2 separate regions of the Homo sapiens genome follow, and region 1 is linked to region 2. Evidence: chromatin loops called from intact Hi-C (ENCODE). Cell type or tissue: ascending aorta. All regions are shown on one strand. Links, peaks and the distances in the headings refer to the core of each region. The heading gives the core; the rest is flanking DNA.

Evidence for each region. Peaks named below come from ENCODE experiments on the same cell type or tissue, not always from the same donor. Only the 100,000 strongest peaks of a DNase experiment are listed, where the experiment ranks them.
Region 1: a loop joins it to region 2, with 2.6 times the contacts of the local background. A loop is called at or near these places in 6 of 110 quality-filtered maps.

Annotation. Positions count from the first base shown.
Region 1 is chr13:101,524,877-101,537,626 of GRCh38, forward strand. All of the region lies in intron 2 of ITGBL1 (integrin subunit beta like 1), which reads left to right. Among named protein-coding and RNA genes, the nearest start is that of ITGBL1, 79 kb to the left of the region's middle. In ascending aorta, for the core only: no CTCF peak of the experiment used is centred there; a DNase peak (open chromatin) is centred at 4,795; H3K4me3 peaks cover 654 bases; H3K27ac peaks cover 4,649 bases.
Region 2 is chr13:101,694,364-101,707,113 of GRCh38, forward strand. It overlaps ITGBL1 (integrin subunit beta like 1), which reads left to right. Exons shown (of 11, transcript NM_004791.3): 9 at 12,393-12,539. Among named protein-coding and RNA genes, the nearest start is that of FGF14, 220 kb to the right of the region's middle. In ascending aorta, for the core only: no CTCF peak of the experiment used is centred there; a DNase peak (open chromatin) is centred at 6,421; H3K4me3 peaks cover 847 bases; H3K27ac peaks cover 4,278 bases.

The DNA of each region.
Region 1 (12,750 bases), core at 1,496-9,495, 170 kb before region 2:
TATATGTAGAGGTAATCACAGATGCATCGGCTCAACACTGCTTTTGGAGGGCTGCACACAACCTTGGCACATGGTTGGCACTCCATTTGTATGTTTGTTGGTGAAAGGATGAATGAATACCTATAATTGAAATTTTATGCAATTTATTTTTTATTTTTGTAGTGCTTGTCCAAGCTTTTTTGAGCACCTCTAGCTATAGAGAAAAAGTTTTCTTCATAAGGGTGCTCAATGTGTTTTCAGAAGTTTTGGATATTACAAAGTTTTTTCTTTTATTGAACTGATATATGTTCATATATAGACTTTACCATTTAAAAATAAAATAATTGTATAGAAAAATGACTGATATTAAGGGACAACCTTCTTTATGTAATTTATGTCCTGATTAATGGACTTTTCTTGTTTGGGATTCATTCCTTTTCATTCAAGCATTGTTCACAAAACTGGATTAGTTGTTAATTACAAATGGCCTAAACTATTTTAAGAAAGAATTTTATTATGGAAAAATAAGAGTACTATAAAAAAAGTTAGTTGGGGTCACCTTGTCTATTGCAACTAAAATAGAATTGACTCAGAGCTACATTTTCATCACCTCCTTTTCTTGGCCCCCTTATTCTGGCCTTAGATTACTCTGCAGAAACACAGGCACCTTGTTTTTTTTTTTATGTGGAAAAAATTAGGTTTCTTTTTCTTATTCTTCCACTATTCCAGATGAATTCCGTGTCTATTTTCTAATAAATGCTAACTATTTTGAAGAGAAATGCATTACTCCCATAGAAAGAACAAATACTTGCAATCAGTGATGTTTTACACTTACTATTTCTATTTTAATTTGTATTTATTATAAAAATAGGGGATATGTGCACACTTGAAAACATTCTCGTTGTGTAACATTAGAGTATTACAGTTAAAACTGAAGCCCTCTTTAAGCAGTAATACCTCTATTATTAAGCATTTAAATATATATGCATATATACATATATCATTGTTTTTATGGGTTTTGATATGTGGTACCTCAAGACTCTCTTCTCTCTATTTTTCCAAATCAATATCAGTGAATCATAAATTTTGCATTTTCATATATGTTCATATATATTTCTGATATATGTTGTTTGTTTTTACTTTTGAAAAATAACAACCCTATTTTGATTACTTCACATCAAGAAGTCTGTTTCACTCTTACCTTTAGATTGTTCTGCCTTCAAATACAAACATTTTACTTGAAACTGTGGCAGTAAGAACTCTGGAGCCAAAGGCTAGTTTCTTCTTCTTCTTCTTCTTCTTTTTTTTTTTTTTAAATACTTTAAGTTCTGGGATACATATGCAGAACGTGCAAGTTTGTTACATAGGTATACACATGTCGTGGTGGTTTGCTGCACCCATCAACCCGTCATCTACATTAGGTATTTCTTCTAATGCTATCCCTTCCCTAGCCCCCCACCCCCTGACAGGCCCCGGTGTGTGATGTTCTCCTCCCCATGTCCATGTATTCTCATTGTTCAACTCCCACTTATGTTTATTGCAGCACTATTCACAATAGCAAAGACTTGGAGTCAACCCAAATGCCCATCAATGATAGACTGGATAAAGAAAATGTGGCACAGATACACCATAGAATAGTATGCAGCCATAAAAAAGGATGAGTTCATGTCCTTTTCAGGGACATGGATGAAGCTGGAAACCATTATTCTCAGCAAACTAACACAGGAATAGAAAGCCAAAGGCTAGTTTCTAGGCGCTCTTTTGGTTTGATTTTGAAATCTGAAAAATCAGCATTGAAGTTATATGTGTGTGTGTGTGTGTGTGTGTGTGTATGTAAGAAAAGTTCAGTAAACACCTTTAGCACCCAAATTAAACACTAGTTAGCATTTTTCTATAATATATTTTTATGTTTATTCATCTATAATGCCATCATAGATTTATGTATTATCTGCTTATAATTTTTTCTGAATTATTTGATAAGTTGCAGGTATCATGGCATTCTACCCCCAAATACTCCAGCTTGCATTTACTAAAAATAAGAACATTTTCTTGTATCAACATAATGCCATAATCACACCCAAGAAAAATAATAATTTCTTATATAATATCTAATTTAAAGTAACATTTTCCTATTATTTCCAGAATATTTTTAAAGCTAGATACCTTCTTTGATTCTATGCCAACAAAAATTCAGACACCCTAGTTATGTCTCTTTAGTCTCTTTTTTAAAAAATCACATCTATTAAGATAAAATTTGACTTCAATGAATCGCACCCATTTAAAGTATACACTTTAGTGCATATTGCCCATACATGCATGTTTGATTCTAACTTCATGATCAAGATACAAAACAATATCATCATCTCCAAAATATTTCCTCATGTCCCTTGACTATTCATCTCTCCTTCCATCAGCCCATAGGCAACCACTGAGCTACTTTCTGTTGTTAAAAGTTAGTTTGCATTTCCTATAATGTAATATAAAAGGAATGTTGTACATTGTACTCTTCTGTGTCCAACATCTTTTGCTCTGCATGCTTTTGAGATTCATCCATGCTGTTGCATATAGTAGTACATGTATGGATATATCACTATTTCCTTCACCATTCAACTATGGATGGTCATTTGAGTTGTTTCCATTTGAGGCTATCATGAATAAAACTATGATGTATATTCATTCCTAAGTTTTCATGTAGGCATGTGTTTTGTTTCTCTTGAGTAAATGCAATAATACATTTAATTTTAGAAGAAACTGCGAAACAGTTTTAATAATCCTCAACAATGTCTGGGAGTTCTGGTTACTCTGTATCTGTCAAGACTTGTTTTTTTCAGAGTTTTAATTTAGCCATTCTAATAATGTGCTCAACTTTCACTGATATCAAATTTCAGTTAAATTTTACTAGTATCAAATTTCACTGATAAGTATGTTTTGAATATTTTCATATGGTTATTGGCCATTTATATACATTCATTTGGAAAGTGAATGTTCAAATTTTATCGTATTTATTTAGGAATTTGTCTTCTCATTACTCAGAAGAACATTTATATATTCTTGATAGGAATCCTTTGGCAGGTATACATATTGCAAGTAATTTTTCCCATTCCATAGCTTGCCTTTTACTTTTCTTATTGTATGCTTTGAAGGTAAAATGTTTATGGTTTTGCTAAAATCCAATTTGTAGATTATTTTTTCTTTAATGGCTCATATGTTTTGTTTGCTATATAAGCAACCTGGTGTTTTCTTCTTGGAAAATGTTTTATTACAAAGTTATTGTTTTTATATAAAAATATATATAGGTTTATTAATATTTAATGGTTTATTAATATTTTTCTTTTTTGTCAGTTTTTATATTTCTGTCTTTCAGTGAATTTATCCATTTAATCTAAGTTTTCAATTTATTGGCATAGAGCTATTTATAATATTGTCTTATTGCCTTTATAATATTCAAGGAATCTCTAGTTGTGCTCACTCTAATTTAGAATATTGTAATTTGTTTATTACTTGTGTTTTTAACATAAATGTTTGTGTACATTGTTGTTTATAAATTTCAGTGATCTTTCCAAGAAGTCAGCTTTTGGCCTCATTGATTTTTCTCTATAGTTTGTTTTTTTATTTCCTTTATTTTAGCCCTTATATTTATTAATTTATTTGTGCCATGTTGTGTTCTTCTTTTCCTAGATTCATAAGGAGAACTCTTAGATCATTGATTTTTAGCATTTTATTTTGTTATTATTTTGCTTAAAATATTTTTTAAATTTATTTGTGATTTCTTATTTTACCTATGGTTTAGAAACAAGTTGTTTGTTCTCCACATACTGAATGTATATAATGAATGTTCTGTCAAAGTCGTTAAGTAGTTCTTAAAATGAAATTAACAGAAGAGGGAGCTTTGTAAAGGTAAACAAGGATTTCTGAACTTCAAAATTATGGATCAAGTAATTTTCTATAAAAATAAGCATAGCAAAATATTTAGGCCCAATCCCATAGTAAGATATTGTAAGACAAAAGAGAATGAGACAAATAACATCCCTAGAGGTAATAAAAACTAGTCAAATAAAATAAATAAAAATATCAACTTGTATTTCAAAACTAGCTAAATGACATTAAGAATATAATGCAAAACATGGAATAACATTATAAAACAGAATTAGAAAAACTCAAAAATTAGGCACTATACCATAGGGAAAAATAGAAATGAAAGAAAATAATAATTTCAGAAATGAAGACTAAACTAGAAATATCAAAAGAACAAATAAACACATGGATAATGCTTTAAGAAAAACCGAAGTTGAAAGTAGAAAAAAATTGAGAAAGAGAAATGCAGAAAGAAATACATATAATTTGAGAGAGAAATTGAAACGTGGAATATGAATAAAGAACTTCTTAAATATGGTTAATAGGCATCTCTAAAGAAAAAAAAAGCAAGGGAAAGAACTGATACTAAAATCTATAATTCAGAAAAAGTTTCTGCAGTGAGAAAAAGATGAAAAAGATTTCAAACTACGTGTTGAAACAGCATACCAAATGCCACATTGACCAGAATTAACCAAGACCAAAATATGTTCTAATAAAACTACCAGATTCTAAAGAAAAAGAAAGAAAAAATAACAACTGGGCATCCAGAAAGAACAGTAAGTGACACTGGAAAAAGAAAACTATGTTAGCATCCCTATTTTTGGCAAGTATAGTTTACTCCAGAAGAAAATGAGGCTACATAGTTCATGTGGTTTGGCTCTGTGTCACCACCTTGAATTGTAATCCCCACGTGTTGAGGGAGAAACCCAGTGGGAGGTGATTGGATCACGGGGGTGGTTTCCCTCATGCTGTTCTCATGATAGTGAGTGAGCTCTCATGATATCTGATGGTTTAAAAGTGGCACTTCTGCCTTTGCTCGTTTTCTCCTGCCGCCATAAAAGACTTGCTTTGCTTCCCCTTCTGCCATGATTTAAGTTTCCTGAAGTCCCTGCAGCCAAGTAGAACTGTGAGTCAATTAAACCTCCTTCCTTTGTGAATTACCTAGTCTCAGGTAGTTCTTTTTGGCAGTGTGAAAACGAACTAATTCAGCAGTTAAGATAATCAAGAAAAAAATAACTTGTGAGCCCACAATTTTCTATCTAAAAAAATCACCTTCCAGTATAAAAGGCGTAGACAAACTGTTATCTATAAGGAAGAACTCAGGGAATATTGAGTAATCTAATAAAGAAACAGCCTAAAACAACCAAAATGCCTAGAGAGAAGAGACAGGTGGTACACATTAAACACTGGTGGGAAGCATTAAAAACATAGTTACTTTTGTTGACAAGTCTTACTTTAGTACGAAGACTAGAACAAGTCTTAGTGTAGAACTATGACTAAATGCAGGTTAATGGGGGAAAAGTATGAAATGTAATTATATATAGAGAGAGAGAGAGCGCGAGGGGAGAGAGAGAGTAGTGATGGACAATCAAATTACATTTTCACTTTAAAGAAAATAATATACTATAGTGATGTCTACTAGTATCTTATAAGTAAGAGTAATTATAATAATATTAGCAATTGCCTTGCTGCTTCTGTGCCAGGCATAATTGGGTGCCATGTATCAGGGTGATCCTTTTCCCCACCCAGGGTTTTGCTTAGATGGTTCTCCCTTAAAAATGCTTTTGCCACTGTCTTCTAGTTTCCCAGCCCTTCCCTTTTGGTGGAAGGCTTCCAAAACCAAGACTGAAAGTCAAGTTTGTTTATGCTGATGTGTACTCTCTGGACATTTTTCTTGTAATAGAAATCAGTGTTATTTTATTTTACATCCTGATATTTTATATATTTTATCTAAATTTGTTTGAATATGTTTGGTAATTTACATATGTAGCCTTTAGCTTACAAAAAAATTAACACACACATTAAATCTTCAATTTTATCTAATCTAATACACTGATGAGATTTTGATTCTTTAGGTTGGCTATTGACCTAAAAACACATTTTTGGGATATGTCGCATGTAAGCAGCAACAGTTTCTAATGAAATCTTCTTGGACTGACTATCAACTTCAAATTCTTGAAGGGCAAACCACATTTACTTAGTGTCTGGTTGGGTCTAGATTCATCTTAAAAAATCACTAAGAAAAGTAAAATCATGTTCGAAAGTCCATGGAGGTTTCTTGTCTTTCTTTCTTTGAACTACTAGAGGAGCTGTAATATAGGAAGAAATATTAGAGGATTTTTTTTATTTTAAAAACTTTGGAGGCATACAGGATAAACTTTCAATAATGGCTAAGTTTATGAAATTTAACTGAAATGTGTGTACTATATATTTAGTTGTAACTGTTGATTTTAAAAAAACGTATACTAGTTGGTTCTAATCAGAAATTGTCAATATTTATGTAATGTAAGTGACTAAAAGTTATGGAATACAAAAAAGTAAACAATTGTTTACATGATATGTTTTCGGGGCTCTGATATTTCTGCTGCTGCTCCACTGAATTGCAGTTTAACTTAGCTGTAACTTAAAGTTTCAGTTTCAGTTTTTGCTAATCATTAATATTCATTCACTTATTCAGTTCTTAAATATTTATCCAGGTCCTGCTACTTTTGTGGGTGTGATATTGTGCTGTTTTAAAGCAATACTCTGGAAAGGATTAAAAAGCCATTAACAATATAGAGTGAAGTCAAGGTCAGTGAGTAGGATTTTGCAGAATTGGAAGTAAGACATTTGCACTCGAAAACAGGGGTAGTTGGTTTCTGGAACACGCTACACCCGATTACTTCATAGCGTATTTTTTGGGGGGAGGGGATTTACTTTATTTCTTAAGTAGTTTAGGTATTTTATTAGTGATTTTGATTTTTCTTGAAGGTTTTATTTTTTTTATTTTGTTATTTATTTATTTATTTATTTATTTATTTATTTATTTATTTATGTTTTTTAGACGGAGTCTCGCTCTGTGGCTCAGGCTGGGGTGCAGTGGTGCGATCTTGACTCACTGCAAGCTCCGCCTCCCAAGGTTCATGCCATTCTCCTGCCTCAGCCTCCCAAGTAGCTGGGACAACAGGCGCCTGCCACAGGCCTGGCTAATTTTTTTTATTTTTTTGGTAGAGACGGGGTTTCACCGTGTTAGCCAGGATGGTCTCGATTTCCTGACCTCGTGATCTGCCCACCTCGGCCTCCCAAAGTGCTGGGATTACAGGTGTGAGCCACCGCGCCCGGCCAGTTTTATACTTTTTAATTTACTCTCCAATATTCAAGACATACAACATGCACATCTTAAAATAAGTTGTGTATCTGTATTTAAAGAACGAATTTTTTTCAAGTTATTTCTTAGAAGTTATTTATTTGAAGAGATTATTTTTAATCATATGGTTGCTGTTGAATAAATTTTTAAAACAAAATATGTAAAGAAGTACACAAAATCATTTTCAGTAATTCTCTCCTTATCCAAGAAGGCAAGTTCTATCTTAAGAACCTGCACAGAGTAAATATTCAGTACATTATCTATCAAGTAGTGTGTTATTCACTGCAAATTGAAAATCATCAAATTCCTAGTTGTTCTGCTTAATAGATGCTTAACTATATTTTAGCAGATTCCAAATATATGTTAATATATATTTTTGGAATTCAGCATGAGTATCTTTAGATGCTAATTGCAAGTTAATCTTTCTTCCTAGAATGTAAGTTCCATGGATTATAAACGTTATTCCTATTGCAGATTTTCTAAATAGTGTTTCTGCTGGTGAAGTCTTCTTCACTCTCTGGTGCTTAAGATTAGAAAGAAAAAAGGAAAGTAACTGAACAAAAGAAATTCTTTGAACATGAAATTATCAAATGAAACTGTACATATGCAAAGGAATTTTAAACCATTGCCTTGCAAAGTCTTTTTTTGCATAACAACGTTTTGATAAAATGAAGAGACTGACCAAAGTAACAACTCTAAATAATAGCATTTCACTGCCATAAGGATGATTGTAATTATCAGTGGAAGCCTAGAGCATTAGGTCCCAACTCCTAATATTAGTTTCAACTTTTATAGCCTGGTTGTTCAAAGACATGCAATTAAACTAACCTAGTATTATTGGAATAGAAAATAAAGAACTACTGTTGGAAACACAATTAACAATACATAATAGAGGGGCCATATTTCCAATGGCTGCATATTAAAATCAACATTGAGCTAAACTAAGCATAGGCCAAAGCTGAATATCATCATCATAGGACATACTTCTAGGATTACAAGAGTGTATCTGAAAGTGACTACCACTTTAATGATATTAATTTTATCATTAAAAGGTTTTATGGTCAAATTTCAAAATCATGGCATTGTAATGTAGGGTGAAAGTTCCTCAGCACTGCCATGTGATTATTTCTGCAATGAACCTGCTGCACATTTGCCATTCTAAAAGGACACTGACTTTCAACTTGTGTCTCTGGAAGAGCCAGACCCACCTCTGCTAGTATAGCTTACTGCTAATAGTCATGCTGCAGTAACAACATTATCAAGCTTTTCTCCTTCTCTCAAAGAAAATGATTCAGGTAATGCTTTGCTTCCTTTGCAACCCAGGGATTGGACCTACTGTCTTCAAACAAAGCTCTGTGCAGTGTTGGTAGAAATGGTTTCTGAATATTTTTAGAAGCAGACTTAAAACTGTAGCATGATTTCTTGTATTTTCCACAAATGCACTTGATGCTTTACTCATTCATTGAGATACGTAATCCTTCAAGTCTGGATCCTTCCCTATATTTGATGTTAAATAAATGTTAAATGTATTGGTTAAAACTTTTTGATTAGAAGTTAAGTGTAAATCCAAACACTAAGTTTTGTTCATATTATTCACATTCTGAAACTCATTTGGTATGATATTAAACTTTATAACAGAGAAGACTTTGCAGCAGGTAATTGAGTATTATGATTTCCAATGCTGAAGTACAATAAAAGAGTTTGGCTAAGCATCTCTTGGCTAAGGCCTAACATTAGTGTTTTCCTAATATGATTCATAAAACATTCTTTTCTAATAAAAACAATCTATTTGGCTGCTACTTTGGACACCTTGAAATCAAAGAAGATTAAATATTCCATTAATAATGTTAAATTAGTAAAGTAGGAAATGGTCCAATTGTTCAAATCTTTGCCTATTTTCCAAGTTAAAAAATAAGCCACTAAGGAAACAAAGAAGAAATAATCAGAGATAGAAAGGCATTCAGAAAATAGTGTGTCAGGGAAGACAAAGATAGTTTTTCAAAGAAAAAATAACTGGCCAACAGCATCATAATCAGCACAGTCTAATTAAACAAATATAGACTACCGTTCTTGTATCCACAGCACAAATGTCATTGTCAACGTTGAAAAGAATAGGTTCAGGGAGTAATGACAGCAAAAGTTTGGAAGGGGAGAACCATTAATGGGTGGGGAGGAAGGAGAAACAGCAGGCATAGGCTACTCTTTCCAGAAGCTTGGGTTGGGAAGGAAAGGATAAAACAAGAAATAGGTACGTAAGTCTTAGAATTGAGAAAGGTTGCTTTCATGTTTGCTTTTGTTTTTTAGAAGAAGAAATAGGTAGGAATGGTTTTAGGTTGAGGGCAACACACTAAAAGATAAGACAATTTAAAAGTGTAAGAGAAAGATGGATCCAAATCCAGGAGGAAATAGAAGAAGGACTCCAAGATTCACATACACCAGTAAGGAATCAACAGGCAGTTTCCTGTTTCCTCTAAAAATGGAAAGACCCTGGAAAGGGTCAGTGCAGAGGTTGGACAGTCACAACTGACAGGACCAGTGAGAAGAAATCTTAGTTCATGATGGCCTCCATCTTCCTGATGAAGCAGAAAAAAAGGCAGCCTGTTAGCACTGAAAAGGCTGAAGCTTAGGAAGAGGGTGTTAAATGTTCATAAAGGTCAAAAAGTTGAAAGAAGGTGTTGGAGGGTTTTTTAAGGCCGTAAAGGGCTTATTAAGCTGTGTTGAGTGCTCAGAGAAATCTGGAGACCATGATTTTCATTCCATAAATCTGCACATAAGTACAATTTTTTTCCAGCAGTAATTATTAATCCAGGTGGAGAGGAGAGATTGTGAAATTAACCCAGGGTAAAATAAAACAGTGTAACATAAGATGTTCTGGTGGTGCTACAGCAAGGAGAGATGGAGCATTTGTCAAAGATGATTGTGACCACCATGCTTATGGCCTTCATTCTGTAGCTTTGTTTGTCATATTCCTCTTGTCTTCACAGTATCTTCGTCAGAAGCATCATTGCTTTTACTCCACTTGGGATTGGCTTTCCATAATTGACCCCAGAAAGAGGCTTTTCTTTCTCTGCTGTCATTGGCCCTTAGCTGCATTATGCTCAATATATCTACGTGGTGATAATGCCCTATTAAAGGTGAATCTTCACAGATGATATTTTAGGAATCTTAAGTATGTTTTTATTAACTCAAAAAAAAGAGCAAACTTTCACCTACTCCAGCAGAAGACTAGGAAAAGTGTACTCTGATGTTACCCAGACATTACCTTTTGATGAGGCTTCACCCACTCTTTCAGAGCTCCAGGAGGCTGTGTTCTTCTGGGAGTGCTTGGAGTTAATGCTAGACCTTATAGTTAGAGAATATGATGTTAGCTGGCAGAGACATCCTGGTCAAATTATTTTAGTTTAAACTTTCAACCTCTCTCAAAACATCTTTGAATCCCTATTAAATTCATGACCAGACAGTTTTCTAAAATTCCTCTGACTTGAGAATCTAGGCTGACTCAGAGCTTGTCCTTGTGAAAACTTTATCTAAACTTAATCTAGGTTCAGACTCTTTCCTTAAGGATAAGTTGAGAGTTCATATATCAGAACTGAAAACATGTTGAAGCTAATTGACATAATCTTCACAAACAACAACAATGACAATAACAATAACAACTTGTTCGGAGATGTTCTTAAGCTCTTCAAAGATGATTTGATTCCAAAAACTTTTGCGAAGAGTCTGAAAAAAATTTTTCCTTGCAAAATTTTGCAATTCGAATCTCTTCTTCATAATCATTCTTAAAAGTCCAAGTGAAAAGTTCTCATATGGCTGTTAGGAACTATAAGTTGAATATTGATAATTGGCTTAATTTGTGTTGAAATAGAGTTTTTAAAGTATATTTCTCATGGTTAGTTCTGTACTTTAGCTTTTGAAATAGATTTTGTGTTTGATCCTCAATTTATTCTCTTTACCTTAAATATGAATATCTGGGGAAGGTTGGTGGCCCTTTTCTATCTTTTTTTTTTAAATTATACTTTAAGTTTTAGGGTACATGTGCACATTGTGCAGGTTAGTTACATATGTATACATGAGATACCATCTCACACCAGTTAGAATGGCCCTTTTCTTTTAAAAGGACTCTGCGTGGCAAATAATCAAAAGACTAGGCTATACTTGTTTCTTCTAAAAACAGTATTTGTACCCTATCCCTCCCTGAAGTCAGGCTTACTAATAGAACAAATTGTATTTTTATTTTTAACTTCTAGACGCTTTCAGTTTCCAGAAGAGGAAATATAAAAAACAACAACTATTTTCACCAGAGTGACTAATACAGGAAAGATTATTTAGCATAATTTCTAAACATATATAATTGTAAAATAAATAACCATGAGGGCACGCATTTTCTTGAAAGCATTATTGAGAAGAGGCAAAATTGAGAGCAATTGTTGAAGCTGAGTAGTATTGTAGAAAAGAGAAGACCATGGATATTAAGATTGAGTATAACTTTATGATTTGAGGCAAGTCAGTTGGTCTCCCTGTTCTAAATGTTGGCTTTCTCATTCTCAACTCATAAGTTGTGGTCAATAATTCATTGTGCTAATAAATTTGAGGACCTAGGTACAATATGTATTCCTTTCTTACCCTCAGGATTTTTAATCTGCCTCATAAAGACTTCTGAGTAAATTGATGCAAGACTTCTATTATTTCCCTATGGTTGTCTCACTAGTAAATAATACCTTTCAATACAGAAGATGATTTCTGGTCAAATTAATTTACTATAATCTCATATTAATAATTATTTCCAGAAAATATCTGGAGCAGATGTCACTGGAGCATATTTAAGAAATGAATGGCATTTAAAGGTTTAATTTAAACTGATCACATTTAATAAACTTTTAATACATAGATATTCTTTGCTTATCTCTACTTTGAGAAGGATGCTTTTGTCTGTGATGAAAACTTATCTACATTTTAAAATAAACCATTTCCTAAACCTGTTCTAGCACCCAGTGTTTCTATTCCCCATTGGATAAAACGTATGTAAGCATATAGAGGTGACAAGGTTAAAGTCGTACCTTCTCTAACATTCAATAATCAGTCTCCTGAGACATGTGAAATTCATCATATTCTAATCAACTTGTATATTATCAGCCCTGAAACACAAATATTATATCAGCTCTGACTGCCTCAAACCACATCTTAGCAGTCAGAGACTGGCTCTCCAGGCTATTCCATCTCATTTGAGAAGAAAACCAAGAACCAAAACAAATTTTGGTCAAGTAACTTAGGAAATATTTAAAATGGAATACATATTTCCAGTAACAAATGGATGATATTAAAATAATTTTATATGAAACTTAATCTTTAGAAAAATATAACATTTCAAAGGAAGGCTTTGAACTCAGTCATGAAGTCTGATGATATGTGGCAATTTTGGGATGCTGTTGCTCACTGTGGCCTTGGAAAAGGTCAAATTAAAATGAAAGTGTACATTTTAAATGACAGTTTGTTTCACTTAGCATAGAGCAGTATGGTACCTTCACTAAACTTCCTAGATTCAAGGTTGATTCAATCATCTTAACAAAACT
Region 2 (12,750 bases), core at 1,849-9,848:
TGAAAGTGCCATCTACATGTCTCTGCTCTTGTTACCATTGTTACTTTTCTTTTCTTTTCTTTTCTTTTTTTTCTTTTTGAGACAGAGTCTCACTCTGTCACCCAGGCTGGAGTGCAGTGGTAGAAGCAGAGCTCACTGAAACCTCAAACTCCTAGGCTCAAGCAATCCTCTGGCCTTAACTTACTGAGTATCTGGGACTACAGGCACATACCACCACAGCTGGCTATTTATTTTTTGTGGAGATTTGGGGGTCTCACTAAGTGGCCCAGATTGATCTTGAACTCCTGGGCTCAAGGGATTCTCCTGCCTTGGCCTCCCAAAGAGCTGGAATTACAGGTGTGAGCCACTGAGCCTGGCCAGAAATGGCTTTTGTATGTTTTTTCTGTCTATTTGTTGCTTTGGAGTAATCTCAGTCTCTTCCACTTTCATATTTAGGTCAATGTCTCTTGAAATGATTGATCAGCAATCAGTCATCCTTGGCTTTAGATTCTTTTCAATTTCTAATAAAAGATTTTCATATGGGAATTCCTCCAAATTACGCATGGTTTAAACTGAAGTAATTATTTTTTCATTAACTAAACAAATATTCATTGAGTGTCTACTATTTGCCAGCACTAGACATTCAGTGGTGAACATAGAGCATTTGCTCTCCTGGAGCTTATGGTTGAGCGTGAAGGGAGGACATTGAGAAAGGAATGAAAAGGAGCTGAGTGATCTGAAAAGAGATTTGATTCAATGGGAATATACATAACGGGGATTTAACATAGGCTGAAGGCTAAGAAAGACTTCTCTAATGCCTTCATATCTGGATAACAACTATGTAATGCAGACTATGTGCTTTACAGGTATTAACTACACCTCACAACAATACTTGGTAGTAATAGGATACATGGAACTTGGCCAAGTAGGGGAAGTGGGGTACAGTCAGAGAGCAGCTTGTGCTCAGTTGTGTGGGAGAAAAGAGAGTGTGTGACGTGTGCCAGGAACATTTGAGGACCAGAGAAAAACCCTGTGTGATTGCAGATTAGAAAACCAAAGGGAAAAGAGTGTGACGTGTTTTGTAAACATGTTAATAACTTGAGGCTTTACTCTAAAGGTGACAGGAAACCAAAGGAAGGGCTTAAACAGAGCTTAAACATGATCACAGTGTTTTAAAAAGTACTTCTGGTTGTCAGATGGAGTATGGATTGCTCCAAGGACTATGTGTGTTTGTGGGTTGGTAGGTGAATCTGGATGTTAGGAGATGAGCCCTGGTGAGAGATGAAGGTGCCTTAGCTGGATGGAAGACAGTAAAGGTGGAGGATCTTGAATGTGTTGGAGAACATGTTAGAAGCAGTGGGGTCAAGAGACTAACAAAACCCTTCACCCTGCTGCAAGAGACTCCAGCACTCTGTTAAACTCCTAGCTCTGGTTCCCTGGCAACAGATGAAGATGGTGCATTGCAGTGTTAACAAGCAACATTGCTCATGGTCATAATGATTTATGATTGATAAGTTTCAACTACATTGGAAGAGATGATGAATTGAACTATAAGCAGCTGATGGGAACCTCATGCTTTTGGATTTCATAAGTGTCATAACTCTGCCAACAGTCTTGTCCCTTGTGGGCTCCTTGAAAGCTGTTTACGGAATCATCGGGAAAGATTTTGGCTCCTGTTGGGCGTGCGACTTCTTCTAAGCCAGAAAAGCCTCAACATCTGTGCAGTGTGGATCTCATCTCTGTGCATATGGGCTGTGTTATCCCAAGAGAAAATAGTCCCCAATTATATGAGTTCATCCTCATGAACTCCTGCAAGAACTCCCATGGGTATATCCTGGTGCCTGACAGTGCCTGCTGGTAAGATGTGGCTCCTGTCCCACAGCCTTCAAAGGAGATTGGTGGCAAGTGTCAGCCTGAGAGCTTAGTTGAAACTTAGAGCTCCCTCCCCAGAGTACAAGCATATTTAAGGAAATTCATGATTGCACAATATGAGGGGCAGGGTAGGATCAAGGATGACACCAGGTTTCTGTTTTGAGCAACTGAATGGTGGAGGAGACTATGCTTGTCTTGACCAGTTGTCTCCATTTCTTGAAAAATTGGTTTCTTCACAGAGAGCAACAGAGATGGAGAAACTTGGATATGTTGCTCCCTTTGGAACATATCCCTTGGGTATGTTAGTTCCCTCTCCTAGTCCTTATTGTCACTTCTCCTTGTGAATAACTTATTGTCTTTCCATTCTTCCATGATTTTTCCAAATTACCTCCTATAGGAAGCCTCTCTGAAATGATGTCCTACTTCCTCTATACCGCACCACCTGCATCGTAGTGTGATGAAGTTGTATTGAGAGTGTCCCTGTGTCCCTTTTCTTTAAGTCTACAATTCTCATGGATATAATCAATCTCTCTCTCTCATTATCATATGCTCAAAGCTAGGATAAAGGTTAGTGCTCAATATTTTTATTTGAATAAATGATCAAGTAAAGGATTCACAATTAAGGAGAATGAGAAAGGAAGAACTATTCCAGTTTTGGATACAGGATTCTTCAAGTTGAGGTGAGGATGTGATTTGGACCTTGAACAACTAGTATTTAGATGTGCAGAAATAGGATGTGAAGAATATTTTAGGCCTGGGAAAGCTGGGCAAAAGCACACAGGTGAAAAGTTATTTATTAGATATTGAAGGAAAATATCGATTTCATTTTTTTTTTTTACATCAAGAGCTCTTTCTCAGCTGCTTCTGTACCCATCATTAGAAAGGATTTTTTTCACATATTACTTACTCATGTATTATTTATAATATATATTATGTCACCTTCATTTCTTATACTTGGCTCATCTTTAGATATCAGGTCTTTAAAAATATTGTTAAATTGGTGTTTTTGCTTTCAAAATTAAAAAAATATATAGAGAGAAATGGAAACCACAAAATAAAAATCACCCATTAATTGATCATCCTAGAATAATATCTGATGACACTATGTTGTATTTCTTCCTAGGTTTTGTTTCTGAGGAGTAAAATTATTTTCAAAATATAAATTCATAAATCTTCTTTGGGTATTTTGATATTTTGTCTAGAGAAAGTCCACATTGTATGGTATCCTCAGTTGCTTTAATGTACATGGTGTGCACTTTGTTGCATTTTTTCATGTAAGATTTAAGTGAGAAGAAGTAACCATTTTCTTTGGAATTAAGTGAGGCAGTGCCATATAGCAAGACGAATGGGAACCCTGTATTCAGACAGACCAGGATTTTAATTCTGGGTCTATTTCCTGCTTATTGTAGTAACTTGGACAGGTTGTTTGTCTTCTCTGCTTTGGTTTACCTATGTATTTGTTTGACCTGTCTACCTTGGTTTACTCCTATATACAATAAGGATAATAATCCATTTGGCTTTATGGAAAGAAAGAGACATAAAGACGGAAATGTGCCTGGTACTATGTGCCAGTGAATATTTGATGAATGCCCTGTATCTGTAATAAAAATAAAAGATTGTAGTGGCCATCTGCATTACAGAACAAAATAATACATCTGTCTCAGGTATCTGGAAGCACTAGCTGCAGAGCGTTTTGCAAGGAAGTTGGACTCACACAAATCAGCAGCTCTGTACCTCGGGGAGGAAATTGCAGCTGGTTTTTCCAAAGCAATTAGTCCCCCCCATCATCTCTCCAGTGGAGAACAAATCTTACTAATATGAGAATGTGAAACACACAGACATCATCCCTCTGTTATGGCTTCAGAGAATAACAAAATAAGAGAGTCACTCATTTTGGTAATTTTTTTAGTTCTCCACCAGACACTAAACCATAAGATCTGTGGCCTTTCATATGGAGAATATAAAACCTATATATCCAACATGTGGCCAGAGAGTAAAATATGGTACTTGACTCCAAAATCAGGGACTGTCTTAGCATTTTAGCAAACAAGCAAATAAGTAAGATAAAAAACATGTATAAACTTAACTGATCAGCAGATGCATGAGCACTAAGAGCCAATAGTGTTTATCCCCTTTCCTACCAATAACACTAAAGATGATTAAACCAATTCTGATAGGTTGGATAAATTAGCAATTGTACCTGAAGGTGAATGTAACTAATTTCATAATTTTTACAGTTCAGTTTTGATTACACCAAAATTACAACCTGGAAAAGAGTCATGAAAATGACTAGCAGAAAGAAAATCAGCATGAAGTGAGATCGTTCTTCATTTAATTAACTTGTGAGTCATGTTCAATCATCATAGACTGTCTGTGGATGTTCTCAAAACATCTTTATTAAAAGAAGATGTTATGCAACCTATGCATGCATGGATTTATTATCAGATAAGTCACTATTTATAAAAAGCATGACTTGTCCAGTGATAGTTCGTAAGATTTATTTATTTTATTGGTATATCATTTTAAGATTACACAAGTGAAATATATTCACATACTGGCACATGTGTGTTTAATTGTTTAGCCTAATATAAGTTAAATCAGAGACTTCCCTCCTGTGTGCCATATACCTAGGGTGAGAATAAGAACTAGGCTGCTTATTGCTTTTCTTCTTTCCTCTATACTCCTGGAATAGCTACCCATGAGTCCAATTTAAAAAACAAGAAGGGATAATGAAGAGCCACCTCTTAATTACACAATCAGTTCACATTTCTTCAGGGAGTTCTCTAGTTCATCGCTGCAATTTGAAGGAGATCATGCCGCCTGAGAGTATGAATTCAGTGACTCCCAGGCACTGATGGATTTCTTGTATGAGGAAGAGATCAGATCACACACTCAGACTAACCCTTTCTTAACTGAACAATACAGTCAGAATGTGATTGTCTCCAAATTACATCTTAAAATTGCACACCTGTTTCGTGAATTTGTAAGAGGATCAGTTAGTCCTGTGTTTGGCTGAAGGTGATAGACACAAATACTGAGTCTTCAGGTTGTCATTCCAGGGTTGGATGGTGAGGCGACTGCCTGAGCACCACAGTGTCCCTGAACCCCATCTCTCTCTTCTGCTCTGCCCTTCCAGTATGACGTTTATCATTGTTATGGTTTGGCTGTGTCCCCACGCAAATTTCATCTTGAATTGTAGTTTCTATAATCCCCAAGTGTCGTGGGAGGGACCAAGTGGGAGGTAATTGAATCACGGGGGTGGTTTTCTCCATGTTATTCTCATGATAGTAAGTTCTCACGAGATCTGAAGGTTTTATAAGGGGCTTCCCCCTTCACTCGACTCTCATACTTCTTCTTCCTGCCATCATGTGACGAAGGACATATTTGCTTCCCCTTCCACCATAATTGTAAGTTTCCTGAGGCCTCCCCAGTCATGCAGAACTGTGAGTCAATTAAACCTCTTTCCTTCCAAATTACCGAGTCTTGGGCAGTTCTTTAAACACAGATGTTGTTATCAATGAATGGTCCATGTAGATGATTCTCCAACAGTTCCACCACTCCTGGGTGTTCCTCTTACAGGTCTAAGTGGCAACACAGTCGTGTTGGTGAGACAAAAGATGAATAAAACTACTTCTATGGTCTTATTTTTTAAACTCAAATTTCCAGGAACATTCCACTTAGTAGACCTCCAGTATGGGACACGCTCCTTTGTCATTTCATGAGACAACACAATCTTAGTTTTCTCCTTCCTTACTGAATGTTCTTGTCTGGCTTCTCTAGTTACCTAACTCTAAATATTGGGGTCCCCAAGACTAATTTCTCCCTGGATAGCTGCTTCACTTCTAGGGCTTTAAGTGCCATCCACATTTGTAAGCTCTAACATGTGTATGCCTAGAGCCAGCACTAACATGTTCTCTGAGCAGCAGCTTGTGCCTAGCTGCTTACTTGACCTCACTATCTCATTGTCTTAAGAGTGTCTCAAATACAACAGGCTCAAAACAGAGCTGTTTTTCTGCCCTCAACCTCTTTCTCCTGAAGTGCCCCTACCCAATAAACAGCATCATTATTCACACTATTTCTTCTAGCTAGAAAACTTGTCTTGTCTTTTCCTCACTTGCCACATCCAGTCCAACATTGTGTCCCACATATACAGGCTCCATCACCAAAATAGATTTCCATGTACTTCTCTGTGTTTCCACTGCCACCACTGTCCTTTAAGCTTCTATCACTTTTCACTTGGAAAACAGCAAGAACCCTCTAACTTCCCCATATTCATTCCTCCCAACATACCTTAATCTGTCCCACCTAGTTGCCAAATGAGTTTGCAAAGTGTAAACTATATCGTCACATCATTCACTTCCTTAATATCCTTCTGTCATTTCTCAATCCTCTTAAAATAAATTTAGATTTTTTTTACCAAGAGTAAATCATTTGCTATGTTCTCATTTCTGAGAAGGGAATATTTCTCCACCTTCATTATTCAGTGTTTTTGACTTACTATTCTTCAAACACGTTGGCCTTCTTTTACTGCCTGTAACATGCCAAGCTATTTCTTGTCCCAAGAACTTTTCATTTGTTTTTCTAGGCTCTGTTCCTAGAACATTGGCTGTCTGGCTCCTTCTCATCCCTTGGCTGTCACTGAACCCTTCCCTGACTACCCTAGTTAACAGTGTTCTTGCTATTGAATATACTAGCATTTTCTTTTTGTCTTCTATTACTCAAATGTTGCTTATCGTTATTTTCTTCCCTAGAAGACCGTAATTACCATGAAGACAGGGCCAATGCCTATTTTACTTACTGTTATATTCTAAGCTGTTAATACAATTCCTGATACATAGAAAATATTTCTTGAAGAGATAACTAAATTATTAGAGTTTATTAAAAAGAGGGTATTGAAAGTTGTTTTGTTCTTAAGTAAAGTCATATAAATGACAACTCAAAGCATTTGAATATTAATGTATTTTGATGATTGGCTGAGCTAGATACCAACTTAACTTCGTGGAAGGATATAATAGATTAGCTAATAATAAAAAATCATCGCCAGGCACAGTGGCTCACACCTGTAATCCCAGCACTTTGGGAGGCCGAGGCGGGCAGATCATGAGGTCAGGAGATCAAGACCATCCTGGCCAACACAGTAAAACCCTGTCTCTACTAAAAATACAAAAATTAGCTGGGCGTGGTGGCACATGCCTGTAATCCCAGCTATTCGGGAGGCTGAGGCAGGAGAATGGCTTGAACCCGGGAGTCGGAGGGTGCAGTGAGTCAAAATTGCCACTGCGCTCCAGCCTGGTGACAGAGCAAGACTCCATCTCAAAAAAATAAAATAAAATAATAATAAATAAATAAAAAATCATCTATTTTCTTGCATAACATTTTATATTATTTGCAATGAGATGCCATAAAATTATTCTTAATAATATTGTAAATCAAAGGCAGAATATCAACTTCTAAAAGGGGAAAAATTGTCTCATACTACAACATGGAAGGATCTTTAAGATATGTTAAATAAAATAAGCCAGTCATGAAAAGAAAAACACTGTATGATTTCACTTATATAGGTACCTAGAGTAGTCAGATATATAGACAGAAGCTGGAATGGTGATTTCCAGGAGCTGAGAAGAGAAGGGAATGGGACTTACTGTTTTATGGGTGCTTAGTTTCAATTTGGGAAGATGAAAATATTCTAGAGATGAATGGTGGTGATGGTTGTACGACAATGAGAATATACTTAATGCTACTGAACCATACACTTAAAATGGTTAAGATGGTAAATTTTATGTTATATCTATTTTACCATAATAAAAAATATTGTAGAAAAAAGTAGCCATAGGTCTACTTTAATTATCTGTTTCTTTTTATGTGGGTTTTAATAGATTGTGTCTTCACGGAATTGGTCCAAATGATCCAGGTTATCAGATTCTTGGACAAATCATTGTTTGTAATATTCTATTATTATCCTTTTAATGTCCATAAGGTAAGATATAATCATCTCTCTCTTAATTTTCATATTGAACATTTGTGTCTTCTCTCTTTTTACTTGTTTAGCCTGGCCTAATATTTATCAATTTTATTGATCTTTTCAAATAGCCAACTTTTGTTTTATTGATTTTCTCTGTTGGTTTTCTATTTCCAGTTGTATTGATTTGTCATGGAATTGATTGTATTTCTTTTCTTATGACCAATTTAGTTTTATATTGCTCTTCTTTAGTGTTTTAAAGTGAAAGATTACATCACTGATTTTATATTTTTCATTGCTTCTGATTGCATTCATGCTGTAAATTTCTTTCCAAGTATTACTCTTGCTGTATCCTACACATTTTCATAATATGTATTTTCATTTTCCATATAGTACTAATTAAATTTGAAAAAAAAAGGCAGAAAACAAAAAAAAGACAGAATATTTTTCTATGCAATACAGATTAAATGATTTCAGTTGTGTCAAATTGTGATAATTCTTACCAACCTAGGGTCAGTAAGAAACATGAGCATTTGAGAAGTTCATAGCCCAATTGAGCTGGTACTAGAAGCTCTCTTTCTCTTCATTTTTGGTTTCTTGTACAACAGATTCTCTGCCTTCAAAGATGGACAACTTTTTATTTAACTCTTTAAGGACATCTGGACTTTAAGTGGACTTTGGTTTTCATGGAGAAGTAAAGATGTACTCAATTTAACAATTATTCATTGAGTAGATAGGGGCGTAGGGGTGCCAGTTTTCTAACTTGGCTCTACTCTACAGTTTGATTTGTGGGTAAAAATGAGAAAGATGTTTTGAAAAAGACAATTTCAATCTCCTCCAAGTTTTTGAAGATCCACTGTGTCTCAGGCATTGTGTTAGGCACTCTGAAGACTACAGTGCTGACAGAAGTAATACTCAGAAAATTCATAGTAGAGTAGTGGATTCATTTGACACATAACTATATACCATGAGATGGAAGTCAAAAAAGTTCCACAGGAGGTAAAAAAAAAAAAATAAGGTATTACAGAAATTCAGAGGAGAGACAATGAGTCTCACTTAGGGATATTAGGTAAATCTTCACAGAAGGGTAGTCGCTTTTTGCTGAGCTTTGAAAATTACTCAGAACCTGAATGTGTATAGTAAGGGAAAGGTACTTCTACCTCTGCAAAAACATGAGGTCAGAAAAGCATGACAAATGTGCAGGAAACAATGAATGGGCCAGTTTGGTTAAAGGGAGAAGAGAAGGAATACAATTGGAAATGTAGCTTCTGTTTTTCAAGAAGCTAAAACATAACAAAGGCTAGAGTAGGTAAACTCTATGCCATGAGTATTAGGAAGTTATACGGGACTAAATATCAAGGCAAGTTGTGCTGTAGGAATCTACGAGCCAGAGTATTGGAGAGACATGACAGGAAGTTTTTTCCAACGTTGTGATGGTGATGTAAGTGGGAATGTTGGAGGTGGTTTCAACAAGACTTGACAACAAGCTGGATGAGGGCAGTAAGGGAAATTCAAATGAGACTCAAAACATCATGAACTGGTTGATTGAAAGGATAGCTGTTACATTAAAAGAAATGAGAAAGACAAGCAGCTTTTGGAAAGAAAATCATATATGGATGTAGGAGATCGGTCAGGGTGGTGGGAAAAATTGTAGAAGATGCAAACCTTCTTGGAAGGCTGGAAGATTTTACAAAAGCTTTGGAAAAGGATTTGGCTGAAGGCAGCCAGATTCTCTTATCTGGTGAAACTAATCTAAATAAGTAAGTTAACATAGGCCTTGGAACCTGGGCTTTGATCATCTGAGTGCAGGACTACTCTCTCTGGGGAGGGGAGGGGACGGGAGAGACCATGTAAATTGCCCACAAGTGTGTTGACTCAGAGCCTTTGTGATTAAATCTATACTGAATAAATGCCTGCAGTGCCAGCTTGTCAGGGCCACGGCTGCTGACTCTTTACAGCACCCTCCTTGGTGTCTGGTGTCTGTGAGCAGCCTGGTCCCCTAGCCCACTCTTTCACTGGATACCTGTGTCTGGGTGCATTTGTTCATCCGTTGTTCCACCAGGGTCTATGGGTCGGACCCTGCCTATGTAGCTCTGGAGGTATTAAGTGGGGATGCTAATAGAACACAAAGTGTGGAATCATGAAAGGGGAATGTAGGAGAAAATCAGGGGCTGGAGATACAGCCCTGTGGTCTTGGCAGTTATCTGAAAGCCCAAAATTTAATGGATTTTTCAAGAAAGAAATTATGGAGAGATTAAAAAAGATGATTAAAGATAAACATTGGGTGAATACCTGCACTTATTCATTCAGTAAAAAAAAAAAAAAAAAAAGTAGAAGAATAAATAGAGACAAAGGAGGAGTGTTGAATGAGGCCAAGAGAATTTTGTGGCATGCCAATAGAGAAGAGACTTGCAAGGAGAGAAAGTGCCTGTGAATATCAAATATATACCTTCAAATGATGTGGTGGTTGAAAGAGACAAGAATTAAGAAATCCTGCTGTGTCTCACTTTCTAAAGTGAAATATAGAAGCAAAGCAACACATTGGGAAGAGTGTAGACATTGGAATCAGAGGAACTAGAGTCAGTTCCGATCTGGCTGAGCCAATTATCGGTCACATGTTTACATGCATGCTACTTTTAAACTTTAATGGTTTCAGTTTTTGGGTTTTTTGTTTGTTTCTTTGTTTGTTTTTACTTTGCATGTAAATCAAGCTAGGTGAAAAAGACCACAATTACCTCATTTATTTGTTTATTTATTTACTTTTTTCCTTTTTTGCTAACCTGTGTGACAAGAACAGTCATTAGCCTTAGAAAGTGCCAGAGCACTTGCTGATTGAGTGCATGTTAAAGGTATGGCAGCGACATTTTTCTTGCAGATTTAGTAGTCCCCCATTCGTATCCGATGTTTTTCCCAGAATATTTTTTAAAAGAATGTCAGACATTCCTAGTATCCTGTCTTTCTTTCAGGATCCCAATTTTCTCCAGGGGAGCAACATATGCTGGATTAAAAAACCGCTCTCCCAGACCTTCTCTGGCTGTTAGGAGGCACTTGTTGCATGGCCTGTGAGGTAGGGATGTGGTATAACCCAGGGAAAATCTCTCTTATTTAATTTAAAAAGCAAAAAAAAAAAAAAAAACAACAACAACAAAAAAAAATAGTTTTCCAAGAAACCCTCTCCAGGAGACTTCTGCTTACCTCTCAGTGATCAAAAACCTTTTCACCACAGTTACTTACCACGTCCTACCGATCCGCATTCTCGCAAGTGTCCTTCACTCCATTTACTCTACTGCATTTTTCACTGTATTTCTCATGCCAAAACTTGGGCTTCTCCACCAGTCTGCACACGTTCATGCTCTCAATTCTCACAGCCATCTATTTCATTCTCCACTAAACTGTTAGAGGGATTTCTGTAGAAATTAAAGAAATTCCTATCACTCCTAAAAAAAAAAGAAAAAATAATTATAATAATTAATTGCAAACCATTAAGCATTGGTTACTCATCCTCCCTGTGGAGAGCTGAATGGAGGGGGAGCAGATGGAGCAAGGTTCACTCCTGAGGGTCCTGCCAGAGCAAATGGTCAGGAGAGAACGGTGTCAACAGCTTCAGAGAGGCTAATCAGTGTGAATGATGAGCGTATCTGTCCCTGGGAGAAGAGCAGGGACCACTTTGTCCATGGTGCTTGATTTTGTATCCCCTAGTGCATAGCAAAATGCTCTGTTGATAACAGATACTCAGTAACTCTTCGCTAGGCAAATAGTTGATTCAGAGAGACCCTGCTGTAAGGTAATGCACATATCAGGAAAAGGAATAAAGGGTCGAGCGGAAACTGAAATGGAAGAAATTGAAATGGAATATCATGCAATCTAATGGTGTGTTGGTGGCAGGCAATAAACAGGTGTACATCCTGGTATATAGCTGTCACAAATACAATGTTACATATATACCAAAAGATAAACATCTGAAAAACCAGGAACCAATGTCAGGAACCAAACCAAAAAAAATGTGCCAAACATGAATCCAAGCTAATGTTAATTTTTATGCAATAATAGAGAGACACCATTACTTCCACTTGTATCTGTTGTTATTTGTAAGCAGAGAGGTATACAGATAAACTAATATAGTACCAAATGCCATTTGTATGAAAGTTACCCTTTTGTTTTATTAGTAAGCAATAGGAGAACAATCAATAAATACTGCCACCAGTGGTAATGTGACTAGCCTTGCAAATTGGTCTGGATGGCATGGTGTGTGCAATGAAGAATAGCGCTAAGACTCCATACTGATAAAAATGCAAATGAAGAAGTATTTTCTATCAAGAAAGGTGGTATAATTCCATTTAAAATTATTGCAAGATTTCTTTCTCTCAAGTCATCTCCTATGCTACATTCAAATTTATTATGTTAAGCTAGAACTCTGTTGTAAGTTCTTTCAAACAATTACATGCCAAATTGACTATGCATAAAGAAGAATGTGTTGGATGGGAAATGAGATCCTATGGTTTACACATTTCTTTCTTAAAACTCTCTGCTTCAGCTGGTTATTTCCTCATCCTCTCACTCCTTTCCTGTGGTTGCTTCACAGGCCACGGCACATGTTCCTGTGGTCGCTGTGTTTGTGAGAGAGGATGGTTTGGAAAGCTCTGCCAACATCCGCGGAAGTGTAACATGACGGAAGAACAAAGCAAGAATCTGTGTGAATCAGCAGATGGCATATTGTGCTCGGGGAAGGGTGAGTATCTCTGCTGGTGCCTGGACTCCATTCCTGTTCTGACACATGATTTGTAGAACAGCATGTAGCAACTGTCTTTCCCAGACTGAACTTTGCATGAAAGCAAACCACTATGTCCTCTGCTGTCCCCAACTTGAAGCTTGAAGATTAACCAAATGAAGTTTTGGATCTAAGAAAATGAAATGCGTGTGAGAGGATTCATGCAAAAATA